2 separate regions of the Homo sapiens genome follow, and region 1 is linked to region 2. Evidence: read pairs that join two places in POLR2A ChIA-PET (ENCODE). Cell type or tissue: CD4-positive, alpha-beta T cell. All regions are shown on one strand. Links, peaks and the distances in the headings refer to the core of each region. The heading gives the core; the rest is flanking DNA. Region 1 overlaps SSU72 (SSU72 homolog, RNA polymerase II CTD phosphatase). Region 2 holds the start of MMP23B (matrix metallopeptidase 23B).

Evidence for each region. ChIA-PET counts read pairs that join two places held together with the same protein. Peaks named below come from ENCODE experiments on the same cell type or tissue, not always from the same donor. Only the 100,000 strongest peaks of a DNase experiment are listed, where the experiment ranks them.
Region 1: POLR2A ChIA-PET joins it to region 2 with 6 read pairs; 8 of 35 experiments call an interaction of 5 or more read pairs at or near these places.

Annotation. Positions count from the first base shown.
Region 1 is chr1:1,544,929-1,550,281 of GRCh38, reverse strand. It overlaps SSU72 (SSU72 homolog, RNA polymerase II CTD phosphatase), which reads left to right. Exons shown (of 5, transcript NM_014188.3): 3 at 5,280-5,353. Among named protein-coding and RNA genes, the nearest start is that of TMEM240, 7.0 kb to the right of the region's middle. In CD4-positive, alpha-beta T cell, for the core only: no CTCF peak of the experiment used is centred there; no DNase peak of the experiment used is centred there.
Region 2 is chr1:1,627,694-1,633,042 of GRCh38, reverse strand. It overlaps MIB2 (MIB E3 ubiquitin protein ligase 2), which reads right to left. Exons shown (of 20, transcript NM_001170687.4): 13 at 5,214-5,349; 14 at 4,864-5,024; 15 at 4,644-4,770; 16 at 4,321-4,554; 17 at 3,732-3,910; 18 at 3,477-3,658; 19 at 3,339-3,404; 20 at 2,438-2,751. The coding sequence ends at 2,513. It overlaps MMP23B (matrix metallopeptidase 23B), which reads right to left and starts at 870. Exons shown (of 8, transcript NM_006983.2): 1 at 669-870; 2 at 130-260; 3 at 1-62. The coding sequence starts at 824. LOC124903821 (a long non-coding RNA gene) reads left to right here and starts at 1,257. Exons shown (of 3, transcript XR_007065352.1): 1 at 1,257-1,398; 2 at 2,468-5,349. RefSeq lists enhancers at 1-163, 2,264-2,827, 4,237-4,336 and silencers at 2,317-2,466, 2,567-2,816. In CD4-positive, alpha-beta T cell, for the core only: no CTCF peak of the experiment used is centred there; DNase peaks (open chromatin) are centred at 1,502, 2,602, 3,132, 4,002 and 5 weaker places; H3K4me3 peaks cover 2,391 bases; H3K27me3 peaks cover 248 bases.

The DNA of each region.
Region 1 (5,353 bases), core at 268-5,267, 83 kb after region 2:
GCGTGGAGGATGGCGGGGGTTGTCTGCTGGTTGGGTGGCATGTGGACTTGTCTTGGATGCCATGATTTATATACATATATATATATATACTTTTTTTTTTTTTTTTTTGAGACACTCTCGCTCTGTCTCAGGCTGGAGTGTAGTGATGTGATCTCGGCTCATGGCAATCTCCCCTCCCAGGTTCAAGTGATTCTTGTGCCTCTGCCTCCGGAGGAGGCTGGAATCACAGGTGTGCACCACCATGCCTGGCTAATTTTTGTATTTTTAGTAGAGAAGACGGGGTTTTGCCATCTTTTTTTTTTTTTTTTGAGACAGAGTCTCGCTCTTGTCACCCAGGCTGGAGTATAGAGGCGCAATCTCGGCTCACTGCAACCTCCACCTCCTGGGTTCAAGCTATTCTCCTGCCCCAGCCTCCTGAGCAGTGGGATTACAGGCACCCGCCACCATGCCCGGCTAATTTTTTATATTTTTAGTAAAGATGGGGTTTCACCATGTTAGCCAGGATGGTCTCGATCTCCTGACCTTGTGATCCACCCGCCTCGGCCTCCCAAAGTGCTGGGATTACAGGCGTGAGCCACTGCGCCCAGCCATAATTTTTGTACTTTAGTAGAGTCAGGGTTTTGCCATATTGGTCAGGCTGGTCTCGAACTCCTGACCTCAGATAAGCCATCCGCCTCGGCCTCCCAAAGTGGTGGGATTATAGGTGTGAGCCACCATGCCTGGCTGCAGCCTTTTTTTTTCTTTTTCTTTCTTTTTTTTTTTTGAGACAGAGTCTCGCTCTGTCCCCCAGGCTGGAGTGCGGTGGTGCGATCTTGCTCACTGCAAGCTCCGCCTCCGGGTTCACGCCATTCTCCCGCCTCAGCCTCCTGAGTAGCCGGGACTACAGGCGCCTGCCACCACGCCTGGCTAATTTTTTGTGTTTTTAGTAGAGACAGGGTTTCCCTGTGGTAGCCAGGATGGTCTCGATTTCCTGATCTTGTGATCCACCTGCCTCGGCCTCGCAAAGTTCTGGGATTACAGGCGTGAGCCACCGTGCCCGGCCCCAGGCTGGTAATTTTTTATTTTTTGTAGAGGCAGGGTTTCTTTGTTGCTCTGTGTGGACAGAAAGCTTAGTTTGTTTCTCTGATGGTTAGTCCCCCACAGAATTTTAACGTGATTCTGTGTTGATGACACTTTCTGTTGCATGAGACAATATTCCAGATCTCTCTGGGTCCCTCCTGGATTCAAGGCATCCTCCTGCCTCGGCCTCCCGAGTAGCTGGGACCACAGGTATGTGTCACAGCCCAAGGCCTCCAGCACAAGCCTTATTCTCCCATCCCCAGACTCAGGAGGCCATGCAGCCACACACCGGGGGAGGGTTCCAGACGTCACTGTGGGACGGGAGTGACACCAACAGGGCAGGGAGGGCCAGGACATTGGCTCATGCTGGCCGGTGGCCTCTCGGGATTGGCCACACGTGCTCAACCCATGGGAATCTCACTCAAGGGTCTGATGGGCCTGCTCCTCCTGTTTACGCCAAAGTCCAGAAGGCCTCCGGGGGCGAGTGGGAGGACGCAGAGTGGGTGAGCGGAGCTACCTTCCTCACCGCGGTCCATGTGGAAGCCAGGGCAGGGGAGGGGCCTGCCCACTGCACCCACCCCCAGCACCCCACCCCGTGGCTGCCACATCTCACCTCTGGACAATTTTCTTGGCCCATCCTTGGGAGTTTTTTTTTTTTTTTTTTTTTTGAGACAGAGTCTTGCTCCTGTCACCGAGGCCAGAGTGCAGTGGCATGATCTCAGCTCAGTGCAGCCTCCGCCTCCTGGCTTCAAGCAATTCTCCTGCCTCAGCCTCCAGAGTAGCTGGGACTAAGGCGCCTGCCACGACGCCTGGCTAATTTTTGTAATTTGGTATAGATGAGTTTCACCATATTGGCCAGGCTGGTCTCAAACTCCTGACCTTGTGATCCGCCTGTCTCAGCCTCCCAAAGTGCTGGGATTACAGGTGTGAGCCACCGCGCCCAGCTGGGAGTTTATTTCTTAGATGTGTGTTAACTTCAGCTGAGGCTCCTGTGTGCCTCTGTTTCATGGCCTTCGGGTGTTGGCCGCCCTCTACTGAACGTGGTCCCTGAGGCCGCAGGGACTGTGCAAAGCCGGATGTCCAGGCCCTGGGAGTCCAATGGGGGCAGTCGATTCTATGGATGGCACATCCTCTTTGCCTGCCCTGCCCTGGGCCCTCTCTTGGCCCACTTTTCTGGGTACGTTTCAGGCCCTCATGCCCAGTTGGGGCCCTAGCATGGGTCAGGCCCTCCGCCTGGTGTCGCCTTCTTGCCCGGGCTGAGTCTTTGGTTTCTTTCTTTGTGGGTTCAATGTCGAACGCTTTGCGTCAGTGGGACTTCTGCAGGACCTGGGCGGCGCAGGTGTCCGGAAGATGGGACAGGTTTCTGTTCCGATGGCGCCTCTCTCCCCTTCCTCCCGCCCGGCAGTACTTAGGTTCTTCCTTCAGAAAGGATTTCCCCATGACTTGAAGAGCAGGCTCTCGCACGCAGGCCCGAAACCTGCTCAGCCTCCCCGTGGCCCTGAGCCTGTCTATTGAAGGCCCCGCCTCACCCGCCAGCGGCTCCTGTCCTCTCGCCTTGCTCTGAGCCTTTGCCTCGTGGCACTCACTGGCACCGTGGTTTTGCTGCCGGAATTCAGGTGGGATCTTGCGTCCCTGTGAGCTCATGGCTTGGTCTGTGGTCCCTTTGGTCCTCCTCAGGTCCTCACAGCCTCTGGTGGGGCTTGCAGGTCTAGCCCTCTGGGCGGGGCCTCACCTCGCATCTCCTCGCCAGGAGATCCAGAAGGGTGGCTGCTCGCTCATCCTTGTGTAGCTGAGGAGGCTGCTGCTTTGTCCCTGAAGTAGACATTTCTCCTTAACTGAATGATTCTTAATTTATTGCCTCATCTACATAAATAGTTGAGAATGACGTAAAGGAGGAAAGGACTTAGAACTGTCCAGGCCTCAGGGAAGAGCTGGCCTTGAACGTCCATGAGCTCTGCCAGCCAGTGACACCAGTCCCATCCCCAGGAGCCCCCACGGCCTCACCCCCGGCTGTGTCTTGCTCAGGGATGTGCAGGGAGGGTGATCCCTGTGCCCACCATGAAGCTGCCACTGGACCCCTGCACCCTGACCCCGGTTCCTCTCCGTGAGCCGGTCCCTGCACCTGCCCCTCTGCATGTGGCTGCACACAACAAGGTCAGGCCGTCTTGAGCTCTTTTTTTTCTTTTCTTTTTGAGACGGTGTCTTGCTCTTGTTGCCCAGGCTGGAGTGCAGTGTCACGATCTCAGCTCACTGCAAGCTCCGCCTCCCAGGTTCAAGCTTCTCCTGCCTCAGCCTCCCGAGTAGCTGGGATTACAGGTGTGAGCCACCGCGCCCGGCCTTTTTTTTTTTTTTTTTTTTTTTTGTTGTTGTTGTTGTTTTCCAGAAGGAGTTTTACTCTGTCGCCCAGGCCGAAGTGCCGTGGTGTGATCTCGGCTCACTGCAACCTCCGCCGCCCGGGTTGAAGCAACTCTCGTGCCTCAGCCTCCTGAGTAGCTGTAGCTGAGATTACAGGTGTGTGCCGCCCCACCTGGCTAACTTTTGTATTTTTAGTAGAGACGGGGTTTCACCATCTTGGCCAGGCTGGTCTCAAACACCTGACCTCAGGTGATCCACCCGCCTCGGCCTCTCGATGTGCTGGGATGACAGGTGTGAGTCGCCACGCCCGGCCTCCTAGAATGCTGGGATGACAGGCGTGAGCCGCCGCACCCGGCCTCGAGCTCTTCTTTCCGCAGACTTTGATTCTCAGCGGCTGAAGGACTAAGTTCCCCAGAGATGGACCCGGGTGTCATAGCTGCTTCCAGGGGCCTCGGGGACACAGGCGGGACTCCAATGTGCAGGAGGAGACACACGTCAGGGGTGGGTGTGTGACTTCCACGCTGCTGACAGTGACCCAAGGATGCAGCTCAGGGTCAGATGCCGTTAGATCAACCACTTCAATGTATTATAAAACTATTATAAAAACTATTTTTGCTACCCAGGAAGGTAGCTGAGTTCACTTAGAATTCCTGTCAGCTAGGCTGTTTATCTGAAAGTGGTTACTTGTCCCTGACCATCTGGAATGGCTCAAATGAGCTCCTGCAGACCACAGAGCTCATCTTTGGGAACCCAGTCTCTCTTTTTGGGGAAGTGAGCCCCTTCCTTGGGAACCCCTGAGGCCAGGCATGGCCACTGTGGATGGTGGGAGGATGCCCCACCCTGAGGACCCCAGAGGCTCCTGTGGCCCCTTCCTGGGACTGCTGGGGCCGGTGTGTGTCAGCGTTCACCCCAAGGCCCCCTTTCAGCTGGGCTGGACGCCAAGTGCCTTCAGGCCTCATCCTGCCCTCCACCATCCCATAGTCAGTGAGGCTGTGGCATCTCCCTCCTCGACTGTCTTGCCCTCTTGGTTTTTGTATCAGCGTTTTCCAGGCTGATTGCTGCTGAACCTTCTGTTTTTTTTTCTTTTTCTTTTTGAGACAGTCTTGCTCTGTTGACCAGGCTGGAGTGCAGTGGCATGATCTTGGCTCACTGCAACCTCAGCCTCCCGATTAGCTGGGATTGCAGGCATGTGCCACTATGTCCGTCTAATTTTTGTATTTTTAGTAGAGACGGGGTTTTACCGTGTTAGCCAGGATGGTCTCGGTCTCCTGACCTCGTGATCCGCCCACCTCGGCCTCCGAAAGTGCTGGGATTACAGGCATAAGCCACTGCGCCCGGCCTGGAGCTTCCTTTCTTTGGGTTTTCCGATGTTCTTGACTCTGTTGTAGCTGAGCTAGACTGGGGACTGGGTTTCCGGGTTTGCTTTGTCTCTGCTGAAGGGCTGAGGTTTCAGAGCCAGCATGCACTGCACAGGGAGCAGAGGGAGGAAGAAGGATCCGACTGCGGAGACACAGTGACTGAGGCCAAGGGCAGCTTGGGCCGGGCCAGCAGTGAGGGGAGAGGTCTGGGTAGAAGGTGTCATGCTGGGCGGGGGCGGGGGGTGTCCTGCGGGCCTTGGGTCTTTTTGCCGAGTTGGGGGACAGCGAGGAGCAAGCACCTGCCATCGCCCACTTTGTTTTCTGTGGGACCTCCTAGGACAGTGAGGCCCCTGCCTCACCAGGGCATGGCCCACTCCGCTGTCCAGGCCTTCGTCCCGGCTGCCTCTGCTGTGGGGCAGGGAAGGGGCTGGGTGTCCAGGACACAGGCGCTTCCAGGCTTCATACACAGATGCCTTTTCTCTGACGTTCCTTAACTCCCATGTGTAGCTATACACAGAATGGGATTTTACATATGCTGGACAGAAATAAGAGAATCAAGCCCCGGCCAGAAAGATTCCAGA
Region 2 (5,349 bases), core at 350-5,349:
CGGCAGCTAGGGCCCGCCGCGTCTCCCGCGGGCTCAGCAGGTTCCGCGGGAAGGAGAGGATCCTGCAGGGAGAGTGAGCTCAGCGGGCGCCGGCCGCGCCCCCTCCCCCGGGGCCCAGCCAGGGCGCACCTGTAGGTGAGGTTGAAGTGGTCCCAGCGCAGCCTGGCTGGAGTCAGCGTGTAGCGGCGTCTGCGGGGGGCCAGTGGGCCCGGGACCCGGGTGGGGGGGACCGCCGAGAGGCCCAGCGCAGCGACGTCTCCCTTCAGGGAAGAAAGCGTGCGTGGGAGGCATCGGTGACGGTCCCCAGGACCAAAAACTGCCGCGGAAAATGGACTGGAAGGAAACGGGGGTGGGGGTGCCCAGGGCTGGGAGCGGGCGTGGCGGGTCCTGTCTGCCTGTGGTTTCGGGTCTCCTAACCTGAGCGCCCTGTTGCACGTCCCTGGGAACGCGGCCCAGTGGAGGGGAAGGGGCTGAACAGCAGGGCGAGGCCTCCCACCCCTCCCAACAACTGGACACAGGGGCGTCCAACCCTCCGACCTCGGGACGCACATCCGGACCCTCAAACACCCCGCACACCCCGCACACGTCCTGCGGGCCCCCCGATAGACCAGACCCACAGACGTGAGGACCCCCCCAACCCGGCACCTGGCCTCCCCCCCGCCGCTCACCTGCGCTGCGCTCCAGGCCGGCACCGCCGGGGCCCCCAGCCGGGCCAGCAGCACCAGCGCGGGGAGGAGGCACAGGGCGACCAGCGCGGCTCCAAGCCAGCGGCGCTCGACGCCTGCCCCCGGGGCCTCCGAGGGGACACGGGCCCCGCGGCCCATGGCAGACTTGCTGTGGGGCTCAGGGCTGCATGGGGCAGCAAGGCGCGGGGGCCCGGGCCGCAGAGCCTCCGGGGAGGATCCGGAGGGGAGGCAGTGGCTCGGCGGCTCGGGTTACAGCCCGGTGTGGTGGGGGGGAGGGAGACGGGGCGGGAGAGGGGGCAAGGCTGCCCCTGAAGGGAACCAGCTGGCCCGTCCGTTGGCCGAGCTGCCTGCTGTCTCCAGCCGGGGGCATGGGGACCCGCGTCCCGTGGGCCAGGGGCAGAGGCCTGGGCATGGCCTGCTGGGCGGGGTCCTCGGAGGGGGGAGCGAAGAGGGCCCCAGGCAGCCCGGGAAGGGCAGCGCCAGGGCTCCCGCTTAGGAAAGGGTAGCAGTGGGGGTCCCCAAGCCCCCACTGCTGGGCAGTGAGTGATCTGGTGGCTTTTTTCCCAAATGGAATCCTCAAAAAACCCCTGAGCCCCACATGAGCGGAGTCTCCATCCTGGCCCAGGCAGCTGAGCTGGGCCGCAGGAGACGCGTCGCTCGCCTGACAGTGTCCCCGAGAGCTGGGAGGGGATGGCCGGATGGGGACGTGGCAGTGAGTATGGGGCGGTGGAGGGGGAGGCGGGGAGGGGGTGCGTGGGTAGGCAAGGGCCGCGGAGGGTGCCAGGTTGCGGGGCGGAGGGAGGGAACTTGCCAGGGTCTCCCGGGGAGCCGGGAAGGGGCGGGCCCTGGCTGCGGGAAGCCCCGTGGAGGGTAGCGCGTGAGGTGGAGGGTGTGTGGCTCCTAAATCCCCGGCTAGGCCCCAGCAAAGGGGAGAGGGAGACGGGAGGGACGGGAAACGGAGCTAAGCGCCGGGCCTGGAGGTCTGGACCGGTCCTGATTGGGGGCGGGGGCGGGGAGCTCGGAGACCCAAAGGTTCGACGGGGCGGCCGGCGTCCAGGCGCGAGCGGCTCTGGGCTGGGACCGAGACCGGGCACCGGCGTCCCGCGGGGCGGGGGTGGGGGATTGGGCAGAGGAGCAGGAGATTCCGAGCCAGACCGGCCTGTGTCTGTCTCGTCCCTCCCCGTTTTCCGCGCCGGCGTCGGGCCCAGGGTGACGGCAGCCCGGCCAACGGGGTCAGCGCCAAGCAGCTGGCGGCGGCCGCGGGCGGTTCTTGGAAAGCGCGAGAGGCTGGGCCTGGCCGCCGTATTTGCTCCGACACCGCCCCCCGCCCCCCCAGCTCGTCACCCCGCCTGCGTGCGCCCGGCCCCCAGACCCTGCCTGGGACGCCCCCCAACTAACTCCCTGCTGGGACGGGACCCCACAGCCCTGGGGAGTGTCGGGCCCCTTGGATCAGAGCGCGAGTCCCCGCGGCCGCCCCCAGGACGGAAGAGCGAGGGGGGCCCGGGGGCAGACACAGGAGTCCCCGCCCCGTCGGACCCGGGCCTGGGGGGCGGGAGGCGGCCGTGCCCGCGCCTGGAGGGTGTCCTGGCCCGAAGGCCGCAGTCCGGGCGGGAGTCTGGACCCGAGAGCCTGGGGCGGGCGGGGCGGACCCAGGGAAGGGCCCCCCCCCCCTCGCCCCCAGGCTCGCCCGCGTGTCCCGAGGGGAGGACCCCAGAGGCGCCCGGTCCCCCAGGCAGACAGCAGAGGCAACGTCCGAGAATCTTTCTTTTTATAAAACACAGGGCGGGGGCACGCGAAGGCAGCTCGGGCGCGGCGGACGGCGCGGCTCACACGAAGATCTGGATGCGGTCGCGGATGGGCTGGCGGCAGATGGGGCAGGCGCTGAGCGCGGAGCCGCAGGGGGCGCATGCGCCGTGGCCGCACTGGAACACGAGGCGGATGTGGCTGTCGATGCAGATGGGGCAGGTGATGCGTTCCTCCATCTGCCGGTAGCGGCTCTGCAGCTCCTCCACCAGCTGGCGCGGCGGGCCGGGGGCGGGGGCGGCGCTCGCCACCTCAGAGCCGTCTGCGGGGTGGGGGACGGGTGTGAGCTGGGAGGCCGGGTGGGGGAATGCGGGGAGCAGGGAGCTGCGGGGGGGCGAGGCTGGGGGCGGGGTGTCACCTGGGACGGGTTGTGACCTGCAAGGGGGGCTGGCGGGGTGGGTGATTTGGAGGCAGAGGTGGGGCCCGGGTGCGGGCAGGAGGTGAGCCGTGGAAATCAGGCATAAGGTGGTGTGCGGGCTGGAGTCAGGGCTGCAGGTGGGCTGTGAGCTGGGCCGGGGTGTGATGGGGGGGCGGTGCTCTGGGTGGGCTGTGATCTGGGGTGGGGCTATGGAGGGAGTGTGATCTGGGAGGGGCCGTGAAATCCAGCGGGGCTGGGGTGTGATGGGGGAGGAGGGTGTTACCTTGAGGCGGGGCTGTGGGCCGGGTGTGATCTGGAGCAGGCGGGGCTGGGGGCTGGGGGCTGGGGGGCCGGGTGTGAGCCTTGGGAGGGCGGGGTGTAACCTGGGGAAGGGCCATGGGCGGAAGTGTGGGAGGGAAGGGGTGGGGGACGGGGACCCGCGGGCCACCAGCTGAGCAGGAGGCGTGTTGGGGGCGCAGAGCCTCACCCACCTGGGCGCAGTTTCTTGCTGACGACCACCTGGCACCTGATGCACTTCTTCATCCTGCGCGCGCACTCTGCGAAGAGGAGAGCGCGGTTGGCTGCGGCCCTACTAGCCGGGCCTCCCCACCCCGGGGCCCCCCACTCACCCTCACACACGGTGCGGTGCTGGCACGGCGAGAACAGCACCAGCAGCGCCAGCTCGGAGCACACCAGGCACTCAGCGGCCTCGGGCCCCGGCGCGGCGCCCACGTGCAGGTTCGTCACGGTGTTGGGGGTCCCGAGCGTTTGCCTGGGGCCCGGGGCCGCGCCCCCGCCCGCCTGCCGCTCCCTGCAGGGGGAGGAGGCGGCTTGAGAGGGGCCCGGAGGCCGCCGGACCCCATCCCCGCCGTCCACGGACTCACCGGAAGCGCTGGGCGCAGCCCTGAAGGGCCTTGAGCACGCGACCCTCGGCGGCCAGGTCCAGCGGGCTCCGACCGCGGTGGTTGGTGTAGCTCACGTCGGCGCCCTCCAGCGCCAGGAAGCAGGCGACCGCCGCGCCCACCGTCAGCTCCGCGCTGCCGGGGAGGCCCGAGGCCTGTAGCTGGGCGGCAGGACAGACGCCGGTGAGGGCGGGCGCCGGGGCAGGCCCGAGGGAGGCGTCTCCTGGCACCTGGCAGCCCCAGCAGCCGGCGCCCCATGTCTAAAATACAAGGCAAGGGCACCTCTTCCGGAACCCAAGTGGGACAGGCAGGAGGGGCGCCCTGCTAGGTGAGCTCTGAGACCCTAAGCTCCACCTCTCCCCATCCCATGGGCACCACCCCTTTCCCAGGCTGCCTAGGGGTGCAGGCTGAAGGATCACATAGAACTTGGCTCCCATCTGCTCCACCCCCAGAACGCCTGGCTCCCTGGGCCATCACTGGAGGGGAAGGTGGACAGTGGCACAGGCCCTGCCCAGAGCCTGCTGCCGGCGCCACCGCAGCCTCTCCAGCACCCCACGCCACACTTCCTCACCCTGGACAGCAGCTGCAAGGGCCCTGGGTCCCCCCCGGCCCCATCAGCCACCAGGGGCAGCAGCTGATGACGCTGCAGCGCCACGTGCAGGGCTGTGTCCCCCTCCTCGTCCTCGGCGTTGACACTGCACCCAGCGTCCACCAGTAGCGGCACCAGCCCCACGTGGGCCTGTTGCACGGCGAGATGCAGCGGGGACTGCAGCTTCCGGTTGCGCACGTTCACGTCACAGCGGCCCTGGGGAGGGGTGGGGACGGGCTCAGCCCAGGGACCCCAGTGGGCCTCCCGCTCCCCGGTCCTTGGGCAGGACTGGGCCGCGTCCGCACCTCCCGGATGAGGATCTGGGCCACCTCGCGGTGGTTGTTGAGGGCAGCCAGATGCAGCGCCGTGAAGCCGTCCTCCTTCTTGGCGTCCACCAGCTGCCGCGCCCGAGCCAGAATCTTTCTCACAGCTCTGTGGAGCAGGGAGGTTGGTCTGGGACCTGGGACTGCCCCCAGGCAGCACAGCAAGAGGCCGGCTGCAGCTGTGTGCCCACCCCACACTCACAGCGCGTGACCCTTGAGGGAGGCATGGTGCAGCAGGGTGAAACCCTGGCTGTTGGTGGCGGTAACATCGATGTTTGGCACCTCCGTGAGGACCTCGACAATGCCGCTGGCTCCAGTGCCCGCCGAGATGGCGGAGTGCAGGGGCGTGTCCGAGTGGGCGTCCTGCTGGGGCGGAGTCAGTGGTCACCTGGGGGTGACTTCTGCTTGGGTCAAGAGCCAGGGCACCCAGGGAGCAGCACTCACGGGCAGGGGGCACCCAGGCCAGGGAGCAGCACACATGGGCAGAGGGAACCCAGGCCAGGGACAAGCACTCACGGGCAGGGGGCACCCAGGCCAGGGAGCAGCACTCACGGGCAGGTTGACGTCACAGCCGCGCTCACACAGGGCCCGCACCACCTCCAGGAAGCCCCTCTGCACGGCCACGTGCAGTGCTGTGCTCTGGGTGCTGTTGATGGCGTCCGCCCGGCACCCAGCACTCAGGAGCACC